Linked DNA regions of Homo sapiens: region 2 is linked to region 1. A link is a contact called in ENCODE Hi-C or POLR2A ChIA-PET data. All regions are on one chromosome and are shown on one strand. Each heading gives the region's core, a stretch centred on a gene start or an enhancer-like site at or near the end of the contact. The rest is flanking DNA. Distances are from core to core; before and after follow the strand shown.

The links. A loop is a pair of places that touch in the nucleus more often than their neighbours do. ChIA-PET counts read pairs that join two places held with the same protein, here RNA polymerase II (POLR2A). Pooled maps may share reads with other maps.
Region 2: a loop to region 1 is called in a pooled map, with 6 times the contacts of the local background. The contact joins the enhancer-like site here to the promoter of MED29 in region 1. A Hi-C loop is called at or near these places in 1 of 168 maps with a recorded cell type or tissue (naive thymus-derived CD4-positive, alpha-beta T cell) and 8 of 50 pooled maps. POLR2A ChIA-PET finds 5 or more read pairs at or near these places in 1 of 52 experiments (activated naive CD4-positive, alpha-beta T cell).

What each region holds. Positions count from the first base shown.
Region 1 is chr19:39,388,125-39,393,463 of GRCh38, forward strand. MED29 (mediator complex subunit 29) reads left to right here and starts at 3,254. Exons shown (of 4, transcript NM_017592.4): 1 at 3,254-3,514; 2 at 4,340-4,398. The coding sequence starts at 3,299. PAF1 (PAF1 component of Paf1/RNA polymerase II complex) reads right to left here and starts at 2,982. Exons shown (of 14, transcript NM_019088.4): 1 at 2,694-2,982; 2 at 2,136-2,165; 3 at 1,945-2,037; 4 at 1,516-1,637; 5 at 1,356-1,422; 6 at 1,158-1,259; 7 at 969-1,074; 8 at 823-891; 9 at 638-741; 10 at 436-552; 11 at 215-343. The coding sequence starts at 2,740. It also overlaps a transcript of SAMD4B not described here. RefSeq lists a silencer at 1,640-1,771 and an enhancer at 3,309-3,598.
Region 2 is chr19:41,551,771-41,557,109 of GRCh38, forward strand. It overlaps a transcript of CEACAM21 not described here. Among named protein-coding and RNA genes, the nearest start is that of LINC01480, 19 kb to the left of the region's middle. Within about 2 kb of position 1,436, at least 5 of the 41 ENCODE cell types and tissues checked have a DNase peak (open chromatin) inside an H3K27ac peak, as active enhancers do.

The DNA.
Region 1 (5,339 bases), core at 2,004-4,503:
AGCGAGACTCCATCTCAAAAAAAAAGATTTTTTTTCTGGCTCCTCCTGTTAGAACCAAGTCCAGCTCATGTGCATGACCAGACATCTGCTGCTCTTGTTTACCAATGCATATGACAAATTCTTAGGTACAAATGACCTCCAAGGTGGCTCTTGCATGCCCCAGGGTCTTAAGAAGCACAGATCCAGGCTAATCAGATAGGAGTGTGCTGAGTACCTGGTTTCCAACTCATTGTAGTAAACCCCGTCACCCTCTCGGAAGATGAAGAAGTAGTTTTCCTCATAGCCCTTGCTAGCTTTGTTCTTCACGTTCCAGTTGTACTCCCGAGCAATTTTGTAGTCATACCTGAAGATGAGGGCACAGGTTCAGCCCCATTTCTTCCCTATCCCAATCCCCAAAACTTCCCAATCCCCAAAACTTAACCGCAACCCACGCACACATCATCTGGTGCATAGTCCATCTCCTCCTCCTGGTCCCGCTTTCGTTTCTTCAACGTCTCTTCTACAGGCAGGAAATAGGCCACAAACTGGTTCCCTTCCTCATCCATCATGCCCCTGGTTGGGGGAAAAGGAGTAGCAATGAAGTGTGAGGACAAGAGGCAGCAAGGAGCAGGCCAAGGTGGACAGCAGGACCACCTACCTAATCATGGCCTGAGACATCATCTCCAACGCAGCTGCACCACTCGTGTCCTTGGGGGCTGGGTCTGAGTCAAAGATCACCTGAGCACATGGATTGATCCACATCTAGGGAGATGGAGGCACTGGGGTTAGATGGGAACAGGCACAAATAGGCTGTCCCTTTCTACCTCCCACCTTGGGCCTGACCTTAAAGTCTGGGAAGACAGGCATGACCTCCACCGGTGTGACTCGGGGTTTGCTGTAATGCTGTGAGATCTGGTGGAACAAAAACAAGGTGAGGAGGAGCTCTGCAGCCGCACCCTTGCCTCTCCCCATCCCAGTCCCTCAATTACTGATTTCTGGGCATCCTCAAAAGTCTTCTCAATGGCTGTGATCTGGCTATCCCTGTCTTTGTATATTTCTTCCTCGGTAAACTGCTGCTTCACAGAAACCCCAATCCTAGGAATGAAGAAAAAGGTCCTTAGGGGCCACTGGACACACCTAATATCTCCACCTTCCCTCTCTTCCTGTTAGTAACTTACTTGACCTCAGGCTTCTCATTGGAGATGCCATAACGGTTGAACTCAGTGGAGATGTACTCTGTCTTTCGCATCCATGGCACCACCTTCGCGTGCTGCTGGGATCTGGGGTGGGAAATCAGGTATCTCAGGACCCCACTGCCCTCCTGCTTGTAGGGCCCACCTGAGCCAGTCTCCAGTACCCATTTGCTACCCACTCACCTCTTGGAGCTGGTGGGGGCCTGAATCTCCTCTTCCAAAAGTTTCTCATCAGCTGGATCTAGAAGAACTAGAGGAGAGCGGGGGGCAGGAGGACCATGAGGGAGGCCCAGGCCTGAGCCTTTGCTGACCTAGAGCAGACCCTCCCTGTCTCCCCACACACCATTGGGGTCGATGCGGTAGGTGTCAGGATTGATGAGATCGATGGTGACCCCCAGGTCTGGCTCAGTCAGGAGGTCATGTTTGTGCTGTTTCTCCAAGGAAGTGGCTTTGTACTGGACGAACCTGGGTGGGGAAACACCTATTGTGGTGTTTGGATTCCAGCTTCACCCCTCACAGCCCTGCTTCCCAGAGGCGGAGCTTCTCTGGGGAGGAACTCAGAATGAAGTGTCCCCCATGGCAGAGTCTGAAAGCTGGCTCCCCAGTGGGAAGGGACTTGGACACTGCTTGCTCCATTAACAATTGAGCAGCTACTACTATGTGCTAGGGTAGGTACTGTGCTAGGCCCTGAGCAGACAGCAGCCAACGAGACAAGCAGTCCCTGCCTTCAAGGAACTCATACCTGAGTAGTTTTCCCATTCCTTAGTCTCACCTGTTCTGGTCGAAGGGGTAGGTGATGAACTTGGGGTCGAAGGGGATATCAGGGAGGCTATTGCAGTACTTGACTCGGCAGACCACTCCAGACCTAGGAACATTAGTGGCTCAAAAGTGGGCCCCCGCTGCCCCACCTCTGCTCCCAGCCCCACTGCCCCACCGCTCCTGGGAAAGCACAGTGGGGCTCACCTCTCAGGCAGAGTCCGGTGGGAATTGGGCCTAGTGGAGAAGAAAGAAACAGTGATAGGTGGAGAGGACGGGATTGACAGGAGAATGAAAAAGGCTTCCCCAACCTTTCAAAAGGTAGGAGGGGTGACAAATGCTGGTTTCTTTGGGTGGTGGTGTGGGGAGTGTCCAAATGCTTTAATGGAAGGAGACAAATGTTCAATTTATTTAGGAAGAAATGCCCCCAAAAGCTTTAATGAACAAGGCCAAGTGCTCAATCCCTTTTGCAGGAGATGGCTTCAAGTGCTTTAATAAAGAACCATGTACTCAATCGTCTTCGGAAGAGGGGTCTCCAAACGGTTGACTGGAGGGATCCCTTCTGGAGGGAGTCTCCAAAAGCCTAATCCCTGAACTGCACGGCGGGGAGGAGGGGAACACCTGAATCTCAGAAGGAACCCGCCCCCTTCGTCAAAGGTGAGCGCTTCATGACGTCACGGGCAGACCTGGGGGCTGGTGACGTTGTTCAGCAGAAACCCTCTCCCGATCCCCCGCCTTGCTGCAACAGAAAAGCGTGGCGCCTACCTGTGGCCATCCTCCCGCTGGGCCTGGGTCTGGATGGTGGGCGCCATAGCGACGAGGCGACGGCAGCCCGGACGGGGTCCTAGCGGGACCGAAGGGGGACGCAGAGGGGCGTGCCGACTTCAGGGGACGCCTGATCCGAGGAAGGCCCAGCTTGGCGCCGCTCCCCGCGGAAAGTGGGTTGAGATGAGGTGGGCGGGCGAGAAGAGCTCCAGCGAGACTCAGGTGAACGCGCAGGCAGCACCGGGGACGGACTCGAAGCTCCGGTTCCACCAACTGCCGCCAAGACGCTGAGGACCCAACGGGTCTCCTCAGGCCGCGACGCCTTCGGGGAAATGAAGTCCGGCTCGGAACCACACACGGATTGGCGAGCGTCTGGGTGAAGGGCGGAGCGAGGGAGAGAGGTGCTTCTGTGATTGGTGGAGAGATATCTCAGTCTGGACGCAGATTTGAGAGTGACGTAACGTTGGGGCACCTCCTTCCCCTCCATTGGCTTAATTGCCTAGGGGGCGGGACTAACTAGCAAACGGGGACTAGAAATAGGGATGCTGAAAAGCAACGGGGAGAGACGCAGTCGTAACGCACTTCCGGCGGTCTACGCGAGGAAGATGGCTGCATCCCAGCAGCAAGCTTCAGCGGCTTCCTCAGCTGCTGGTGTATCGGGTCCTAGTTCGGCTGGCGGCCCGGGTCCCCAGCAGCAGCCGCAACCGCCAGCACAACTGGTGGGCCCTGCCCAGAGCGGCCTCCTGCAGCAACAGCAACAGGACTTCGATCCTGTGCAGCGTTATAAGATGCTCATCCCGCAGCTGAAGGAGAGTCTACAGGTGATTGGCCTTAAGCAGCGAGAAGCAAACTGGATTTGGTAGTCTAGAGGGGCAGGCCGAGGGCCAGGTTAGTCGGAGAGAGCGCTAAGCAGAAAGAGGAATAGAACCTGCTGTTTTGGCCTGGCTGGTGCACGCCTGTGTTCCCAGCACTTTGGGAGGCCGAGGCGGGCGGATCACTTGAGGTCAGGAGTTCAAGACCAGCCTGGTGAAACCTCGTCTCTACTAAAAATACAAAAATTAGCCGGGCATGGTGGCGCGCGCCTGTAATTACAGCTACTCGGGAAGCTGAGGCAGGAGAATCGCTTGAACCCAGGAGGCGGAGGTTGCAGTGAGCCGACATCGTGCCATTGCACTCCAGCCTGGGCAACAGAGCGAGACTCCGTCAAAAAAATAAATAAATAAATAAATAAAACTGTTGTTTTCTGCGAGACCTAAGCGAAGCTCGGCAGAGATGGGATCAGCGCTGATGCTGAGGCTGGGACTGGCCGGAGCTTGAGTGAGGGGTTGTTTAAAGGAGAAACTGGGCTCTGGTCGTTAAAGCCTGAGGAGAGTACTGGCTTATACGGAGATTCTGCCCTTGATTGATAGGTGAGGGAGGACCCTTAGGTTATTGGCGAGAAGCTCAGGTGAGAGCGGGCCTCTGGGAGGATGGAGTGGTGACAGCTATAGGAATGGAAACGAATATTACTTTGGAAAGTCAGGAGGGAAGGTGCCAGTTGAAAAGAAAACCTGAGACTGAGTGATCTCAAGAAAGAGTGTAGATCTGCCAGAGGTATTCCCTTTTGTTTTTCCATTTCCCACGTGTTTTGTTTTTGTTTTGACTAGACCTTGATGAAGGTTGCGGCCCAAAACTTGATTCAGAACACTAACATCGACAATGGACAGTGAGTGCAGCCCCCTTTACCAGGATATTCTATTGCCTTCCCAGTCTTTGAAATTCATCTTTCCTTCTCCTGCTCCCCGCCCACCTCACCTTCTATATTTACTTTTTTTTTTTTTTTTTTTTGAGACAGGGTCTCCCTCTGTCACCCAGGCTGGACTACAGTGGCACGATCTTGGCTCATTGCAGCCTTGAACACCTGAGTTAGGAGATCCTCTTGCCTCAGCCTCCCAAGTAGCCAGGACTACAGACATGGCTACAGACTACAGATGCCTGGCTAATTTGTAAGATTTTTTTATAGAGACGGAGTCTTGCTATGTTTCCCAGGCTGGTCTCAAACTCCTGGCCTCTAGCCATCCCCTCAGCCTCACGAATCACTTCTCCTATTTTATTTTATTTTTGTTGTTGTTTTGTAGAGACAGGGTCTTGCCACGTTGTCCAGGCTGGTCTCAAACTCCTGGGTTCAAACAGTCCTTCCACCTTGGCCTCCCAAAGTGCTGGGATGACAGGCATGAACCATCATGCCCAGCCTTTTCCTTTTCTTTCTTTCTTTCTTTCTTTTCTTTTTTTTTTTTTTTTTTTTTTTTTTTTTTTTGAGACAGAGTCTTGCTCTGTCGCCCAGGCTGGAGTGCAGTGGTGTAGTCTCAGCTCACTGCAACCTCTGCCTCCCGGGTTCAAATGATTCTCCTGCCTCGGCCTCCCAAGTAGCTGGGACTACAGGCGCGTGCCAGCACATCTGGCTAATTTTTGTATTTTTAGTAGAGATGGGGTTTCACCATGTTGTCCAGGCTGGTCTTGAACTCCTGACCTCAGGTGATCTGCTCGCCTCGGACTCCCAAAGTGCTGGGATTACAGGCGTGAGCCACCGTGCCCAGCCTCCTTTTCTTTTTTTTTGAACCCCTCCGGTTTTCAACCACTACTTCAGATCTCCTGGACCTGTACCTG
Region 2 (5,339 bases), core at 186-2,685, 2.2 Mb after region 1:
AGTATGAAAATGGCCTCCTTGAAGACGGTGTTCCCTGAGTACCTAGAACCCAAAACCGGTCAGTTGGGGAGGAAGCCTTCAAGGGCCACATTTTGGCTGGGAAGGAGGACAGTGAAGCTCTACCGCCAGGCAGGAAGCCCAGCCAGTGTGTTCCCAGACCAAACTCAGGGTCTGGCTGCTATTTCTCACGGCCCAATAACGAGATGCAGATAAACTGGGGAGGAAGAGAGTTTTTTATTTCTGGAACCGGTTACAGAGAGAAGGCCCAGAAAATATCTCCAGACCAACTGTAAATTACAAGGTTTTCCAGAGCTTATATATTTTCTAAGATGTATGTCTACGTGTCAGTGTGCATTTATCTAAAGATATAAGTGATTAACTTCTTTTAATCTGTAACTCTAGTCTAAGTCTTGGAGACCTTTCTCTGGAGCCTCAGTACATTTACTTAAATCTAAATGAGTCCAGGTGCTGGGGCTATTACCCTGACCTTGTCTCCTGCTCAATCACAGAGGTTTGGGGGGGGTTCCTTTAGACCCCCAATGAACTTGTTTGTGGAGGCCTGGCGAGTTTCTTCAGACCCCCAATTAAATTTGTTTAATCCTAAACAGGTCTGGTTAAGAATTCCTTCTTTGTTTTGTCATGCTGTAAGGCCCAGGAAAGGCCTAGGTAAAACCCTTGGTGGGCTTTTGTTACATTCTAGCCTTTGTAGAAAGGCGCTGGCACTTTCAGCTTTTGATACTGAACTTAACCACTCAGTCAGTACTGAAGTAGTTGTGATGGGGACCTCCATTAGTGAAATCTGGCCTGCCACAATCCCCACTGTCAATTTGCGCATGATTTCTATCATGCTTGTATATTTATTTATCACAAGAATCATAGGGAGATGGAGCATTGTAATCTTTCTGGCTACTTCCTGCTGAGAGGGGGTCATCGTTATGGGGCACCGAATGCAGCACTGGAGTGGAAAAAGTCGATTTGTTCCCAGTAGCACTCTCTGTTTCGGGGGTGTAGAGGCAGCACCTGCTAAAACATAATAGTAGGCAACAGCAACACATATAAATAGGTTGCTGCTACTTCCTTCAGAAGTTTCGGTTGTCTAGTCTTCAGTTCACAGGGCTTTAAGAAAGCACAGCTTAGGTTTCAGTGATTTCCAATTAAGAAAAATGGGGAAAAAGGGAAAGAAAAAGGAAACAAATGAAAAGATTATTTAGGAGACTTGTAGCCAGAGAAATACGAATTTAACCCAAACTGTAGAAAATAATAAAAACTGAATGCCAGACTAGAATTTAAAAACAGGTGTACTATAGTTTCCAAAAGTTTTTGAAACATAACTTCCCTCTCTCCAGTTACCCTTTTTTGTTGTTGTTGTTGAGATGGAGTCTTGCTCTGTCACCCAGGCTGTCGTGAAGTGGCACGATCTTGACTCACTGTAACCTCCGCTTCCCTGCCTCAGCCCCTTGAGTAGCTGGGATTACAGGCACCCGCCATCATGCCCGGCTCATTTTTGTATTTTTGTAGAGATGGGGTTTCACCGTGTTGGCCAGGCTGGTCTTGAACTCCTGACCTCAGATGATCTGCCCACCTCAGCCTCCCAAAGTGCTGGGATTACAGGAGTGAGCCACTGCACCCGACCCCAGTTTCCCGTTTTTACTAAAGACAAATTACGACAGGACCAATTTGCTTTATTATGCTTTGCCACTTTATTTGTACGAGGTGCAGCAAGAATAATTATTTTTCACATAGGCTTTTAAAATTGGTTTTAATGGGACTTTGTTTTATAGAAGGAATCTGAGATAAGACTTTTTAAAGCTGAGCCCCTGCCATGGATTTCTACCATCAAATACATATGGTTGGGTGAATTCCTGTCCTCTTGAAGTTTCAAGATAACTTGGGATTCCTGACCTGTCAGAATGTGACATTCTTTTCTTCCCACAGATCAGTAACCCTGTACAGGGACTGTGTTCACAGGATATAAGGTCAGTTTTCCAAAGGCTTTATTAGCTCCACAAGTCAAGTTTGATTCCTTAAAGGAAAGCACAGCATTCTGGTCAAAACCTTGGTAAAATAACCAGTTTTTCAAATTGTGTCCTGTTACCAAAGAAAACACATTCTTATTGCACTTATGCAAATAACTATATTGCCATAAATTAAGAATACCCACAAATAGTTTCCAAATTCTGGGGAAATCGGGTAGAGAGAAACAAATAATGCTCCAAATGGTGTTCATAGGAGTATATTTTGATTAATCGTTAAAAGCTGTCAATAGCTCAAAAGAAAATTTGCCTTGACTCTGAAAAGCAAAACAAAGGATCAGCAACGTTTTAAGCAAAAAGTCAAAAAGATCACTTCAGCCTCCTATTAGTTCACTTCATGCAGTTAATTCCTGTCCTGCTTGATATCAATGAACATTTTAGCTCTCCAAGTGTCCCGAACATTTTTCCTCTCTTCTGATGTCACAATCTCCAAAGTTATCAAAATTTGCATTTAAGAGCACCTGTTAGGGCTTTATAGCTGATTATAAAATTACCTTCTAAAGAGGGCCAAAACAAGGTAACATGTGTATATGGGTGACTGAACGTTTTAGGGTAGTCATAGTCAAAGACACAATTGACAAGGAAATCTGTTACCTCTGTGGCCCACAATAATTTAACATGACAATTATAATTATGACTGATAATGTACACTGAGATATAGCAGAATTATAGGAGTCTCCCATAACTTTGGAACCCTCATCAATAACATATTTATAGAAATATAGCCCAAAGAAAGCTAAAAATCATTTTATATTTCACAATGCTTCCTGTATGATTTTTGTACCAAATAAGCCAAATTTCACCTTTACATTAGTGTACTATTAATGTTAAACCTAATTCTTAATAAAACCTGATAGACATATTTACCCAATTTTAATGTTTGACCATAAGGTAACATTTTTATAGACTTTCTATAACCCTTTACAATTTTTGTTAAAGAGCAGGTTAGTGCTCTAAGAGAAACCCATTGTGTTTTTATTTCAATGCTCAATTTACAGAAATGCTGAATTATACCCCTTCAACTTTAGTCAATATGTTTACACACAAAAATATTTTAATTAATTTTTTCATAAACCTTTCACAACTTGCTTAAACATTTAGCTTTATTTTATCCAACTTAAAGCAATTCTTTAACCTTTTAATCTAGGCAAAAAAAATCCATCTTCTCATAAGAGCTTTAGAGACTCTTAGGCTTCTTTACTAGGACAGCTGAGCTCTAAAGCATGTGAACTTCACCCACCACAACTGTTTGCTCCATCTCAAGCTCAGAACCCTGCCCTGTCTGCCTAACCACAAGTGAGTATTTCCTGCCTTGATTTCCTGACATTTCTATATTTAATTCAGCTTGTTAAGTTCCAAGAAATCCCCTGGCAATTTTTATTATTGACCTCTTCTTCTTTGCACAGGTATCCAACCCAGTATCTACAAATAAATGCTTCACTCATCTACTCCTTTCATGAAACATTGCAAATCTTTTTCTTACTAGTGCTTGGGCTTGCTTTTTTTTTTTTTTTTTTTTCTTTGCAAGGAAACATATAGATGAGCCTCAAGAGATTTAGAAATCTTTTCAGAGTAACCAGCTGAATGTCAGAAAGTCATATTTGGAGGCCAATCTAGTTAGATTAGATAAATAGTTTTTAATTTTAACAAACTGTCTTCCTTTTCTAACTGGACCTCTGATCTCACAGAAGCCAACAAAGTATTTGCAGTTTATAGGATCTAATTTTAAAATATGTGAAGAGTAGGCACATCTGGAAGGCAGGGCATCTAGATCTTTGAAAATCAAAAATCCCGAATTTCACATTGAATCTGAGGTCTCTAAAAGAAGGGACATGCCACAAGACCAAGCCACACAATTTTTCCACACTGCACAATGCTGTAGAAACATGTCTTCAAGGCTAGTAGCACAGCAACAATCAGCCCACTTTTAATCAGACCATCCCCAAAGGAAATCATATTCATTGGTGGTGTTTTCACAGCCTTTAAACTGTGTCCAAACTGCACCTTTCTCATCTAAACTTGCAAAGAAACAAGGAGCCCCCTGCAATCACAACCATTTATTGCAACGGCTCTCAGCCATCTCCAAACTGCAGCCCTCACCAGTGACCCAGCAGCCGTTGCACTCACAAAGGACGTGTCTCTCACAGTACAAAGTAATGCCTGGTACTCACAAAACCAAAGCAATCAGCCAAGATGAAATAAAAGAGAGCAGAGCTGCAGACCTGGAGGAGCCTGTCCCTGACTCTGGACTCCACAAGGAGAACAGGAGACCCCCAAAAGGGGTGAGTGGGATCTTTTTGTGTATTTCTCAAGGAATTTCAGAGTCACTTAAAATTCCCTCTAGATCCCTTCATGTGATACCAAAGATGCCAAAAGGAAGGTAAAGAAGGGAAAAGAAGAAGTACATGGGAGAGGAATTCCTTTTAAAAAGAAGTGAGCAGAGGAACCAAGCACCTATTTGTTTTAATTCAAAATCTAATTTTATTTTGTCAAAATTTCAACTCTTATTATAGATTCAGGGGGTACATGTGCAGGGTAGTTACATGGGTATATTGTACCAAGCAATTAATTTCTAAAACGGAGTTTCACTCAAATCCAAATATTTTTCAAAACAGGAGGCAAAAGAGAAAATCCAGAAAGACTGTATGTACATATAATTAAATATTAGCTTTTCATGAAGCCGACTTCTGACCATAGAGCTCTTTGAAAAAGAAAAATAAAACCTTCCAGATCTCTTATAATCAGATTTTAGCCAACACAAAGAATTGCGATTTCCACTCTTTAAACTTTTTTTTACCAAAGGTAATCTCACCAATACTAAATAGGTAAAAAAGTCAAATGCCACGCAAACATTAAACCAAAGGCGCTGGGGCCCTGACTGGGAATTGAACCCAGGCCATGGTGGCGAAGGCATAAACTTGAAGCTAGGCCACAATATAAGGCACCTTTCATTGTGAATCCCACAGAATATTGAAAGCAGGCAGTATGAACTTCAAAAGATTTTTTTGGCAGGGGGTCAGATTTTTTATCTTTAATTTTATCAGAAGGATTTTTAATGCAAGCCATGAAATCGTTACATATCTCCTTTGAAATTTGATTGTCCCATGAGTACAAATAGGTCAATTGTTTAGAATAAAGGAATCTAAAATCTTTTTATAAATTTAGAGATTTTTCTAATTTAACAGATCCATCCTTTGACCACTGCTTAGAATTTGCGATGCCATACTTCTTCCAGTAGTGATTCAATCCAACACCTACTTCATAAAAAGCCAAGGATGTAATTTTTTCAGTTTAGTGTAAGCTTTA